Linked DNA regions of Homo sapiens: all the other regions are linked to region 1. A link is a contact called in ENCODE Hi-C or POLR2A ChIA-PET data. All regions are on one chromosome and are shown on one strand. Each heading gives the region's core, a stretch centred on a gene start or an enhancer-like site at or near the end of the contact. The rest is flanking DNA. Distances are from core to core; before and after follow the strand shown.

Region 1 (4,103 bases), core at 939-3,438:
AGATCATTCTTGTTATTATTTATTTACTTATTCTAGACCTTTTCTGACAGTGTGAAAAAGATTATTCTTAAAAAATCATTATCTATAGTGAAGATTTAACTTTGAGGAGTTTTTAATTATGCTGGAGAGTGGAGTAACATTCATTTGGGGTAAGCCTAAGAGTTTTGTTTCCTAACATGTTTGGCCTCTGATTTTGTTGTTTCGCCCTTTTATTTATTCACTAGTCTTGCTGTAGATACTAATGCTTGCCTGTGGTTTAAGAGAAATTAAGCAACTTAAAAACAGAGCAAATAGAAATGTAGTTAGCTTTGCCTTTCTTTTTTGCTTAATGTAAGGGTTTCGTGGGAATTGGTGTTTTGGGAGAAGTTCAAATGTATTTGCTTTTGGCAATGGAACAATAATGGTAAAGGTAGGGTGTCTTAATGTAGATTGGTTCAATTTAGATATGAAAGTCTGAAATTTATATTGGCTTGAAGATTTTAGGGCAGGATAATTTTATAAATTCTCGTTATTGTCATTTTATTGTGTCTGACACTTTTTCTTGAATGTAAATTCTCCTCCCCTCCTTATTCTAATCTGCATGTATAATACCTCTTTTACCCAAATTATATTGATTTGCCAGCAGTCTTTCTTGTTTCCTCTCTTTTTTTCTCCTTTCCACTTGCTGTTGTTTAAATTCAAAGAGTTTTCTTTGTGGAGACTGAACCTAATAGTAAGACAGCATAAAACACTGAGTTCAGCAGAAAGTGATTTGCTTGTGATTAACCCTTGAGAATTAACTCACTGCAAGATAACAAAGAATGAATGTTTTCCAAACATCTGGCTCATTCTTCTTTTCCATTAGTAGATGAGACCTCTCCATTTACCCTCTAGGTGTTAGGAATTCTCATACTGTTTCACTTAGGCTTTATCATACTCGTCACGGCATATTGTTAGAAAGTAAGTCCAAAAGAGAGTTCATGACATACCCTTTCTCTGCCACAGACCTCTCACAGTCCTTGCAGCAAAAGGCAGTTAGTGTCATTCTTTTAGTTGTTCAAGACAATAACCTTGACTCTTCTCTTTTCCTTTTAGTTGCTCAAGACAACTAAAAGGTCCTTTTAGTTCCTTTTGGTTGCAAAGACTTTATTTTCTTTGTCTTCCGAGAGACTTTTGGATATATTTACCTGGTCCAGGGTATTTTGAAGCATGACCATATGTTAGATTCTTAATTACGTTTAACTAGCATTGTCCATTATATTTTCTCATTTCAAAACCTTGACTCCATATCCAGTGTCTCAGCAAATCCTATTGGCCTTACCTCCGAACTCTATCTAGTATCTCACCACTTTCCTCATTTCCATCATTAATCGCTGTAGCCCAAGTGACCATTATCTCTTTCATGGATTATTTTAATAGACTTACAACTCATCCCCATGCCTCTGCTTTTCATCCTCTACAATCTATTCTCAACATGACAAGTAGAATGATCCTTAGAATTTTAATTGAAATAATCTTAGGCCTCTGCTCAAAACAATGATGTACTGTATCACTCGGAGAAAAGCTAGTCTTTATGTTGACCATATAAGGCCCAGCATGATCTGCTCCCCTTGTGACCTGTTCGACCTTGTTGCCTATTTTTTTCTCTTTCTCTTCCTGCTGTATGCACACTGGCCTTCTGGCTATTCGTTAGGCACACTGGGCACACCTGTGCTTTAGGGACTTTACACTTGTTCCCATTGCTAGTCCAAAATCTAAGGAATCCTTTTTCTTGCTTTAATTTTTTTCCAAAAGTCATTTTTTTCAGTGAAGCTTGCCCTACTCACTTTAAATTTGTTGCTCTTGTAGCAGGACAAGCCGCAGGCAAAACCTCTCAGACATCGAGTTGTAGAAGGAAGGGCTTTATTCAGCTGGGAGCATCGGCAAGCTACTGTCTTAAAATCCAAGCTCCCCGAGTGCACAATTTCCGTCCCTTTTACGGGCACACAACACTAAAGATTTTATATGAAAGGGTTGTGATTGATTGAGCAATCTAGGGGATATGTGACGGGGTTTCATGCACTGGTAGTCAGAGTGAAACAGAACAGAGCAGGGAGTTTCACAATGTTCTTCCATACAATGCCTGAAATCTATGGGTAACATCGGGTTCTAAGTCATGAGTTGATTTTTAACTACTAGGTTTAGGCCATGCAGGCTCGGGCGTGGTTTTGGGCCTGGGGCCAGGCTGCCTGTCTTTGATTTCACTTCCTTGTTTTTTTCTTAAAACAGGTACTGAGTATAAAATATAAAACAATGTGAGAGGGTCTCTCTCTTCCCTCACTCTCACCATACAAACACATACCTACTTCTTTATCTGCTTAATTTTTTTCCATAGCACAAATCACTGCGTAAAATAATTATATATTTTTCCTGTTAAAATTGTTTGTTGTCTGTCTCTCTTGCTAAAATGTACCTTCATGAGGATAGGGATTTTGTCTGATATATCCCTAGGGCTTAAAATCATGACTGGCACATAGTAAATACTGAGTATTTATTGAATTAATTAATGAACCAGTCAGAGATGGGAAATAGCCTTCAAGTGCCTGTTTGCTAAATTACCTAACCTTTTTATTGGGAGTTTATTTTCCTTAATGTTTGTTTAACAAATTAGTTATTCTTTCATGTTTTCCACATAACCTGTGGATTATCTTCATTTTTTTTTTTTTGTAAGGAAATTTACCAGACATAAGGTCCTAACTTTATTTTCTTTGTCTTCCGTGAGACTTTTGAATATATTTACCTGGTCCAGGATATTTTGAAGCATGACCATATGTTAGATTTTTAATTAAGTTTAACTAGCATTGTCCATTATATTTTCCCATTTCAAAACATAATTTCGGTCACCAGTATGGTACACATAAAATATGAGCTACAAGAGACATCTCGGTGGTGGTGAGAGACAGGACTAGTTGGACTTCCTAGGCCGACTAAGAATTCCTAAGCCTAACTGGGGAAGGTGACCGCACCTACCTTTAAACACAGGGCTTGTAACTCAGCTCACGCCCAACCAATCAGGTAGTAAAGAGGGCTCACTAAAATACAAATTAAGCTAAAAGCAGGAGGTAAAGAAATAGTCAAATCATATATCGCCTGAGAGCACAGGGGGAGGGGCAGTGATTGGGATATAAACCCAGGCATTGGAGCAGAGAGTGGGCAACCCCCTTTGGGTCCTCTCACATTGTACGGGAGCTCTGTTTTCATTCTATTAAATCTTGCAACTGCACACTCTTCTGGTCCGTGTTTGTTACGGTTCGAGCTGAGCTTTTGCTCGCTGTCCACCGCTGCTGTTTGCTGCCGTCGCAGACCTGCCGCTGACTTACACCCCTCTGGATCCAGCAGGGTGTCCACTGCGTTTCTGATCCAGTGAGGTGCACATTGCCGCACCTGATCAGGCTAAAGGCTCGCCTTTGTTACTGCACGGCTAAGTGCCCTAATCGAGCTGAACACTGGTTGCTGGGTTCCACCGTTCTCTTCCATGACCCACAGCTTCTAATAGCTATAATACTCACCACATGGCCCAAGGTTCAATTTCTTGGAATCTGTGAGGCCAAGAACCCCAGGTCAGAGAACAAAAGGCTTGCCGTCATTTTGGGAGCGGCCCACCCCATGTTGGGAGCTCTAAGACCAAAGACCCGCCCGTAACAGTGGTAAAGTTTCTTAAGATCATTTTCATGTCATTATACAAACTTTTAGAAAATGACGCTTTGCTAGATTTTGGAAATCCAAAGAAATAAAACACAGTCCCTACCTCCGGAAGCCTACATGTTGGAAGGGATTTGAAATAGGTAAATGAGTATTAACTAATGTAATATATATTACAGTAGAAAGATCTCCTGAGTACTATGGAGTACTGAAGAGTTTTGTTTGGGTGAGAGGTGAGTGAAGAAAGCTTTTTTGAGAAGATGAGCTTGAAGTTGATTGCTGAGTAAGATTTCCCAGGAGTAAAGCAGAGAGGAACAAAAGGAGTAAGAGTAAATAATATGAGAATGAAAAAAGGACCAACATGGAATGTCTGTGACGTTCACATAGGTGCTGGTTATTTTTCATAACCTTGTTTGAATCATTACGAGCATGTTAGGATACAG
Region 2 (4,103 bases), core at 855-3,354, 1.6 Mb before region 1:
TTGGGGCCTTGAGGGCTCTCTTTTCATCTGTGCCATACACGATGTGTAGATATCATCACAGGGTGCGCCTCAGCTGCAGCAGGTTTGGCTCAAGGATGCTGGCGGTCGGCTTCTTCTTGGTGGTCGAAGGTTGAACAGTTCAAAACTTGGAGTTGGGTCTGTCCCAGATTGTACACCTCACGGAAAGGGAGTGAAGTCATGGTGTGGCAACGAGCTGGGGCGTGAGCTAATGTGTATCTGTGTGTGTGTGTGTGTGTGTGTGTGTGTGTGTGGTGGGCAGGGCGGGGGCGGGCAGGAGGAAGTGAGTGTAGCTGTGCTGCCATGCCTCTGTTTGCGTGTGTTTCTATATAAATAGATATTGTAACTAGTATTTTTCCTCCTCTTCCTCCCTCACTGTGGGAGTGGCTGTCAGTTTGTCTGTATATTTTCTCAGTTTGGGAAAAATTCTCACATCAAGAAGGCATTTAGCCTGTGAACCTAAAGGATCAGAGGACAGTCCTGGCAATATTCTGGATCTACGGCTCATTCTCTACAGATTCTCTCCAGGCCCCATGAGTTATGCTGAGTCTTTCCTGAATCTTTGCTGGATTCCTTTTTTCCCCTGCTAACATCCTCTTTTGTAATGGCCTTTCCATATCTAGATTGTTCCTTCTTCCAACATTCAATAGCGTTTGGCCTCCTTGCCTGTGAGGTGAACAAATTGTGGTGTCTTTCTCCCCTGCAGAGGAGTGTACGTGGATGGAAACTTGCTGGAGAGTAGGGGCAGAAGAGAGCTGAAGTTCAAAGTCAGGGTAGGGCCTGTGGTGCATGCCGGGTGGGTGGAGTGAGCAGTGGTGTGGAAAGTTGCTCTCCCAGGCCAGCTGCTTGTGGGAGATAGAGAGCGGAGGTGTGGTCCCTGCGATCTGGGCCAGCCAGCCTCTGGGCCCAGGGATGGGGGCGAAGCTCTCAGGTATCCTTCATAGCCACGGATAATGTGCCAAGGGCCTGGTATTTTCTGGCTCAGAGTCTAGGCATGAGGCCTGCCTCCTCAGGACCCTCTGTGGTTTTCTTGCCCCTAAATTTTGCCTTATCTTCTCCCCATGAGTTTCTCAGGCTGTATTTGTGGCGATTCTCCTGGTGACTGCATGGTGACAACAGTAAGGCTTCCTTGCAGGTCTGCAGTGGGTGTGGCCAGCTTCCTGTGTGTAGGGGAAAGGGCTTCCCTTGGGAGAATTGGAGAGCCCACCTTTGGAGGTGGGCTCGGTTGAGGGAGCCAGCAGGAGGGCTTCCCAAGTAAGGTTCCACGGAGTCCAAGGGTCCTGAGAAGTAGTAGCAGGAGCACCACAAAGAAGTGTCCCGTGGTCAGGTACACTGGGGAAATGGGGCTGGTTTTGTTTAACCGCAAGTCTTTTCAGGATGTTGGAAGTGGGCATACCCATGGGAATGAGCAAGGCTGTTTGGTGTTTCTCAGGTGTACCTGATCACACAGCCCTCGGAGGACCAGCACTCTGAGGAATGTATTTTTGGGGAAGTGTAGGTATCAGGTCCAGGATTTTGGATCTCAGTCCATGTTCATCCTCAAAGCCCAGTGATGGTGGTCATTTCAGGTGAGCTGGGCTGGACCTCTGAAGGAAGCAAAGATTGTGAGGGTTGCTCTCAAGGGTCTTCTGGGCATGTTTGGAAAAGTGGACAAGATGGCGGTGTCAGCGAAAAAGAGCAGGGGGCAGGTGGGCCCCTGGGCAGGAGAGGGTGGGGGGAAAGGGAGCCAGGTGAGGCACCTGAGAAGTTGTGGCAGCCTCTTAGGGACAAAGCTGAATTTCCCTGAGACTAGAAACCTCTTCTTCCGAAAACTCTGATACTTTTTGTACTGGGCCTATCTCTTGTCACTTAGGCAAATTCCTTTTCAGTTAATGGGACCAAAGAGAGATGTTTTTGCCTCCCCCTAAGCTGGAGGTAGTTGGCTTAAAGTGGAAGAATCCCGAGGAGGCGGGGACCTGGTAAGGCCCCCATCATTCAGCTGCCCTCTCACACCTGAAGAGCCACTTCTCTGCTCCAACTGTGGCTGGCTTTGTGTTTTGTTTTAACCAGGAAGGCTGTTCCCCGTGACCTCAGGGGCCACATCCTGCTTCTGCTGCCTGCCTTGCCTTTGCACCCTTTGAGTCAGTGCTGCTCAGCCAGCAGCCCCTTTCTGAGTCACAGCCACACAGCTGGGCCAACCGTGCGTTGGTTTCCTTCCCCTTAGCAGGACTTAGAGAATCTCAGAACTTTAGAGCTAGAAGTGCCTTTAAGGATTATTTAGTCCGCCTTCCCATTCTATTGATAAGTAAGCTAGGCCCAGAGATGTACTAGCTCAAAGGCACCCTAGTACTTAGTAGTTGACTGGATGGTCCCCTTGACTCCCAGTTCAGCCTTGAACTTCTGGGGCCTCATCTTGCTGTGGTTCAAGTCTTTGGAGGTATGAGAATAGAGGGAGCCATGATGTCACTCCAAGTGTCTAATAGATGAACTTCCAGGAGAAGATGTCTTTATCTTTGACCTTCTGGCTTATCTGAAGAGTACAGACTCTTAGGAAAACCTCTCTTAAGTAAAAGAGAGGATTATTAAATTATAGGACAGCAAGAGAGCAAAGATCTCTCTTGAGCAGGGAAAGAGGCTTAAGTCATGGGATACTGGATGTTTGTATTTTAGGAGGCTCAGAGGGCAGAAGGGACATATTTCACTTGAGATGATTCCTTTTGCCTAAAATCCTTACCCCCACACTCCCACCATCAACCAAGCACTGGTCATGATGATCCTATCACCCCCTTCCTGTATTGGGGAAGCAAGGGCCTTTGGTATACTTGATTTGACACACACACACTCTCTCACTTCTCACTCACACTCTCACACTCACATGCTCTCACACACACACTCTCATTTTCTCACACACACTCCACACTCACACACGCACACACTCTCACACACTTTCTCACACACACACTCACACACACTCATACACTCACACACTTTCTCACACACACATATTCTCACACACACCCACACTCACACACTCATGCACACACACACACTTTCACACAAACACACACACACACTTTCTCTCTCACACACACACACTCCCTCTCTCCCCTGTCTCGAATCATTTTGGGGGCATAAACATAAAACCTGGAAATCAACCTGTTTTCTAATCTTTTTTTTTGAGACAGAGTCTCACTCTGTCACCCAGGCTGGAGTGCAGTGGTGTGATCTTGGCTCACTGCAAACTCCACCTCCCAGATTCAAGCGAGTCTCCTGCCTCAGCCTCCCAAGTAGCTGGGGCTACAGACACACACCACTATGCCTGGCTAATTTTTGTATTTTTAGTAGAGATGGGGTTTCACCATGTTGGCCAGGCTGGTCTTGAACTCCTCATCTCTGGTGATCCACCTGCTTCAGCTTCCCAAAGTGCTGAGATTACAGCCGTGAGCCACCCCATGCCTGGCTGTTTTCTTTACTATAGAGTTGCAGCTTTGGCTTATTTTGAAGACAAATTGTTGGTTATCAATAGACTATAAAGTGCTAAGTCTATAATCTCATGAGTACTATTTCTAATGAGTATATTTTCCTTCCTGAAAGGTGCAGATTCACTTTATAGGAACAGCTTCAGCTTCAGTGATGAAAAACTGAATTCTCCAACAGACTCTACCCCAGCTCTTCTCTCTGCCACTGTCACTCCTCAGAAAGGTAAGGTCATTAGTTGGAATTTGAGTTTTTTGCTTTTTTATTCCTCTCTCCTTCTCAATCCCTTCTCTGTCCCTTTTATCCCTAAACAATCTTTCTCAAATGTACAAAACAAATAGGTAAGACTAATGTCTTAATACTGTAGAGTATACAGTGGAATTTTTTATTTCTCAGGATTTTAATCAGTGTGAACATGAAATCAGATAATTTGGGGCAGAAAACCTGAAGTCACAGGGAGAAAGAAAATTTGGAGACTAGACTGTTCTCTCTCATGTGATGTAATCAAGACTGTGCAAATGACAGTGTTTCTTAGGAGTCTCCTCCCAGACTTGTTGGTTCTAGAATTTAAAACTCAGCAGTTTGCCTTTGCAGATAGTGGGATTCTTTTTATTGCATTAATTATTTAA
Region 3 (4,103 bases), core at 439-2,938, 1.1 Mb before region 1:
TAGGAATAACTTATCTTTTCATTTTTTGAAGCAAACTGGAGCAGAATTGAGGTTATAGCCATAATAGAGACATTTGTACAGCAGTGTACTTTCTTAAGTAGAAGAGAAAAGCATGGAGTTATTTAAAGCTAGAGCCCTGGGAATTATGTATAATCATGTTTATGCTCCTGGGAGTGTCTTCCACTTCAGCATGATGCACATGTACTGAGAAACACTGCCTTAAGGCACATCTGACTAGTCTCAGTCCTTCCTTTATTCTTAGCACTCAGCAGTGGTTCTCAACTGGTGACCATACTGCTACCATTCTAGGCCTGCCAGGAGGCATTTGGAAAATGTCTGGGAGTACTTTGGGTTGTTGTAAAGCTTTGGGAAATGAGAAATAATTTGGTACACCACTGATATTTTGTGATGGTAAATGCAATGACCAAGATGGTCTCATCCTGCCCAGTATGTCAATGGCACCATAGTTGAGAAATATTGTGTAGTCATTATTTTTTCTCAAGGCCTCTGTTGCCTGCACACCACTAATGAGTTTGTCACAATTAAGCCCAGAGAAAGAGTTTCTCTCTATTTCCTTTACCTTCTGAAAGATAAAACTTTTAGCGAGGAAATCAGTAGAGAATAAGTTCTACCTTTAGAGTAAGTCTGTAGGAGTTGTCAGGATATCTAAGGCTCTCATCATCACATTCCAATTTTACATAAGTTTCTTAATACATATAAGCTACTTCTGAATCCCATGGCTGGCCTTGTAGTCTATGGCATACCTTCACAAAGAAAATACATTTTCCCTGCTTTTATTCTCCCTCAATAACAATACTAATAATGGCTATAATTTATTGCATTCCTATCAGGTACCAGGTAAACATACAAACGATTTTTCACATAGGATCTCATAACAATTCTAGAAAGCAGCAGACCTATTGTATAAAGACACAGATTCAAGACAGATTGGCTGGGTTCAAATTCCAACTCTACTATTTACTAGCTATGTAACCTTAATCAAGTTATTTAACCTCTCTGCTCAGTTTCCTCATCTGTATAATAGATACAATTGTACTTACTTATAAAGTTGTTATGAGGATTATATTAAGCACTTAGAACAGTGTCTAATAACAGTAAATGCTGTGTTTGTTAAATACTCATTACTCCCATTTTACAATAAGAAAATCAAAATTGGAAATGTAGTATCATTTGTCTATAGCTGCTAAGTCCATAAACCAAGATTTATACCTAAGTTGTTTAAGTCCAAAACTTGTATTTCAGTCATTATGTTCTACAGTCCCTCCAAAAGCTTTTCAACAGGTGTCCAGCTTCAGGTGCAAGACTTTCCCTACAAGTGTGGACCTCTCAGGGCTACATCAAATTTAGCAGACTTGCTGTTCCAGCCATTAGTTCTACTTCTTTTTGGTGGTATCAATGGTATGTTTTATTCCTTTTATTAAAATTTCAAAGTTATTTTGTAATGAATATTATGTTATCAGAGGATCTACTTCTCAAAGAAAATCCAACTTTCACTTATTCATGTTTTAGTATAGCGTATTTTACCAAAAAGCATGTCTATATTTAATTTGTCAGGAAATTGCACTAAACTACTGAAAGAAAGCATCATGCAGTGCTATGTGGTATCTGTGGTATATTTTACATTAATGCTTGAAACTAGCTGTATTTTTAGAATGGCCTCAAGAAAACATGAGTCATACTTAAAAGCACGCCAGAAATAGAAACAAGATTCAAGACTGTACATTACGAACATCTGCAAAACAAAGTGCCAAACTGCCATGCATAACCTAATATAAACATAGCACAGTACACGAGAGAAATCCCCAACTTCAATGTTTTCAGGCACAAAATGCTACCTTCCAGGAGTCCACATAATAATAAACCGATGTCAAAATAATCCCAAAGAGCTTGATCCTATATTCTAAGATTCCTTTTCTATGTAAAGATAAAAACATGTAGTTCATACTGGCCTAAATCCCTGATTCAATTCCTAACCAATATTTGTTTTCAAAAAATATGTACTATTTTTTGCCCAGCCATATTCAAAGGCTTTAAAGTAATTTTATCATAGTTATCTAAATTATAATTTTCTCCCTTCATGAACTCAAATTTTCATACATATAAAAGTTAAAATTAAAATTCTAGAAAATTAAGCATAGGTCAGATTCTATTATAATAAATCCTTCAAAACTGTTGATGTTTTCTTAGTATCCCAAAAAGCAGCATAATATAATGGAGGAAAAAAAAAAGTCTTTGAAGCCAGACAGACCTACTGTGATTTTTCATCCTGTCTTTTATCCATGTCCTTAGACAAGCATTTTGACTCTTTCAGGTCTGTTTCCTTATTTTCTTTTTTAAATTTTTTAAATTATACTTTAAGTTCTGAGATACATGTGCAGAACACGCAGATTTGTAGTTTCCTTATTTTCAAAATAAAGATAATAATACTTATTGAGTATGGTTTGTGAGGATTATAGGTAAAGCACCATGCCCAGTCCCTCAGCCAATGAGAACCAGGTACGGGAGAATTATTCAAGTCTCATCCTCACCTGCAAACTCCTATCTCTGCTGTGTACCCTGGACACCAGGCTGTATAGTGTGGATTTGGTGGATATGAATAGGCTCCTGAGTTTACACTCAAATTACCTGCTGGGCCTAGAGGCAAATCTGAAGAATAAGGGAGAAAGGAACCCAGTACTTACTACATCCTCACTGGTAAAGCCTATGTTAGAGTACTTTCACTTGACATTTCATTACCATTTCATCACCCCACAAAATAGCTCAGAAAGAATCTACATCTAGGCCCATAACATGCCCCTGAATTTGATTTTTCTACCACATCACAACACAAGATTTCAAAGGAAGCATGACTAACCTCCTCACTGCAACTACGTGCTCATCTGCTAAACTTTCCCCTATTTACCATGTAACATTCTGTAGTTAGATATAATGGACATGAAGGGTGAAAATATTTAGCACCAAAGTCCTCATTATTTACAACACGAACTAACTGAACTAAAAAATTAATTTATTCACACAGCTATATTTATTAAGGACCTACTATATGCTCAGCACCAAGAATACAAAGATGAATAAAATAAGGTTCTTTGAAGACATCAAAAGAAAAATACATATATAAAACATCAGCTTACGTAGCTTATATAAAGCCAATCATTTATAAAGTGGGCTGATGTTTCTATGATCCAATATAGCTGTTATCAAAACTAAATCTACAGCACTGGCCAGCACAGTGCTCAGCACAGAGAAGATATTCAGCTTTTCTTAAAATTGGAAAAATTCATCAATATGTATGAAATAATTATACATATCCATATTCAATGACTAAGTGTCATGTTGTTCACTTTTTGTGTAAGGGTACAAAAATAAGAGTATACATGTATATTTGCTTGTGTTTGTATAGAAAAATGCAAGACAGATTCCCCTGAAACTAATACTGTGAGAATTAACATGAATGAAAATAGGGGTGAATATATAATTTCTCAATGTATATCTTTTTATATTGTTTTGATTTCTGAATGACAAAAATATATTAGTTCTGCAAAAAAGTTATTTTTTTAAAGTCATGCTTTAGAAAATATTTTACATAAGGAAATGTCCACAATATGTTGCTTTATGAAAATGGTCTGTACATACAAAAGTATGGTCTGCAAATAAAAAAAGGTAAGAAAACATTCTGTATATACAAAATAGTATATACAGTACATACTATTATTTTCTTAAATGATACACATATACATAGTCATTTTTTAAAACACTAGATACGTTTCACAAAGATTCAAGCCATACAAAGTGTGTTCTCCGACCAAAATTAAATTAAATTAGAAATTAGTAATAAAAAGATCTTTGGAAAATCTCCAAATATTTAGAGACTAAACAGCATAATTCTACATAGCACATGGGATCATTGCTAAGTGGTATCAGTAAGATGGCTGACTTGAAGTTCCTAGCACTCCTCCCCCATAAAAAAACCAAGCCAAACAAATGAAAAAACGACATTTCCACCAAAATAAATAAAGGAGAGCCCTGGAGAACTGCAAAGGAGTAGGAGAAATCCTGTAGAGCACAGAAACCCAGGATGGCCA

The links. A loop is a pair of places that touch in the nucleus more often than their neighbours do. ChIA-PET counts read pairs that join two places held with the same protein, here RNA polymerase II (POLR2A). Pooled maps may share reads with other maps.
Region 2: a pooled map shows a loop between it and region 1 (4-fold over the local background). The contact joins two enhancer-like sites. A Hi-C loop is called at or near these places in 2 of 37 single-sample maps with no recorded cell type and 4 of 50 pooled maps.
Region 3: a loop to region 1 is called in a pooled map, with 7 times the contacts of the local background. The contact joins two enhancer-like sites. A Hi-C loop is called at or near these places in 2 of 37 single-sample maps with no recorded cell type and 5 of 50 pooled maps. POLR2A ChIA-PET finds 5 or more read pairs at or near these places in 1 of 52 experiments (naive thymus-derived CD4-positive, alpha-beta T cell).

The regions. Positions count from the first base shown.
Region 1 is chr13:43,043,488-43,047,590 of GRCh38, forward strand. All of the region lies in intron 1 of DNAJC15 (DnaJ heat shock protein family (Hsp40) member C15), which reads left to right. Among named protein-coding and RNA genes, the nearest start is that of DNAJC15, 22 kb to the left of the region's middle. RefSeq lists enhancers at 2,111-2,160, 2,261-2,320, 2,662-3,337. Within about 2 kb of position 2,189, at least 16 of the 41 ENCODE cell types and tissues checked have a DNase peak (open chromatin) inside an H3K27ac peak, as active enhancers do.
Region 2 is chr13:41,463,232-41,467,334 of GRCh38, forward strand. It overlaps RGCC (regulator of cell cycle), which reads left to right. Exons shown (of 5, transcript NM_014059.3): 3 at 3,592-3,699. Among named protein-coding and RNA genes, the nearest start is that of RGCC, 7.7 kb to the left of the region's middle. RefSeq lists enhancers at 142-201, 1,981-2,240 and a silencer at 1,273-1,487. Within about 2 kb of position 2,105, at least 24 of the 41 ENCODE cell types and tissues checked have a DNase peak (open chromatin) inside an H3K27ac peak, as active enhancers do.
Region 3 is chr13:41,915,068-41,919,170 of GRCh38, forward strand. The region is part of intron 2 of VWA8 (von Willebrand factor A domain containing 8); the gene reads right to left. Among named protein-coding and RNA genes, the nearest start is that of VWA8, 44 kb to the right of the region's middle. RefSeq lists enhancers at 1,629-1,708, 2,818-2,937. Within about 2 kb of position 1,689, at least 6 of the 41 ENCODE cell types and tissues checked have a DNase peak (open chromatin) inside an H3K27ac peak, as active enhancers do.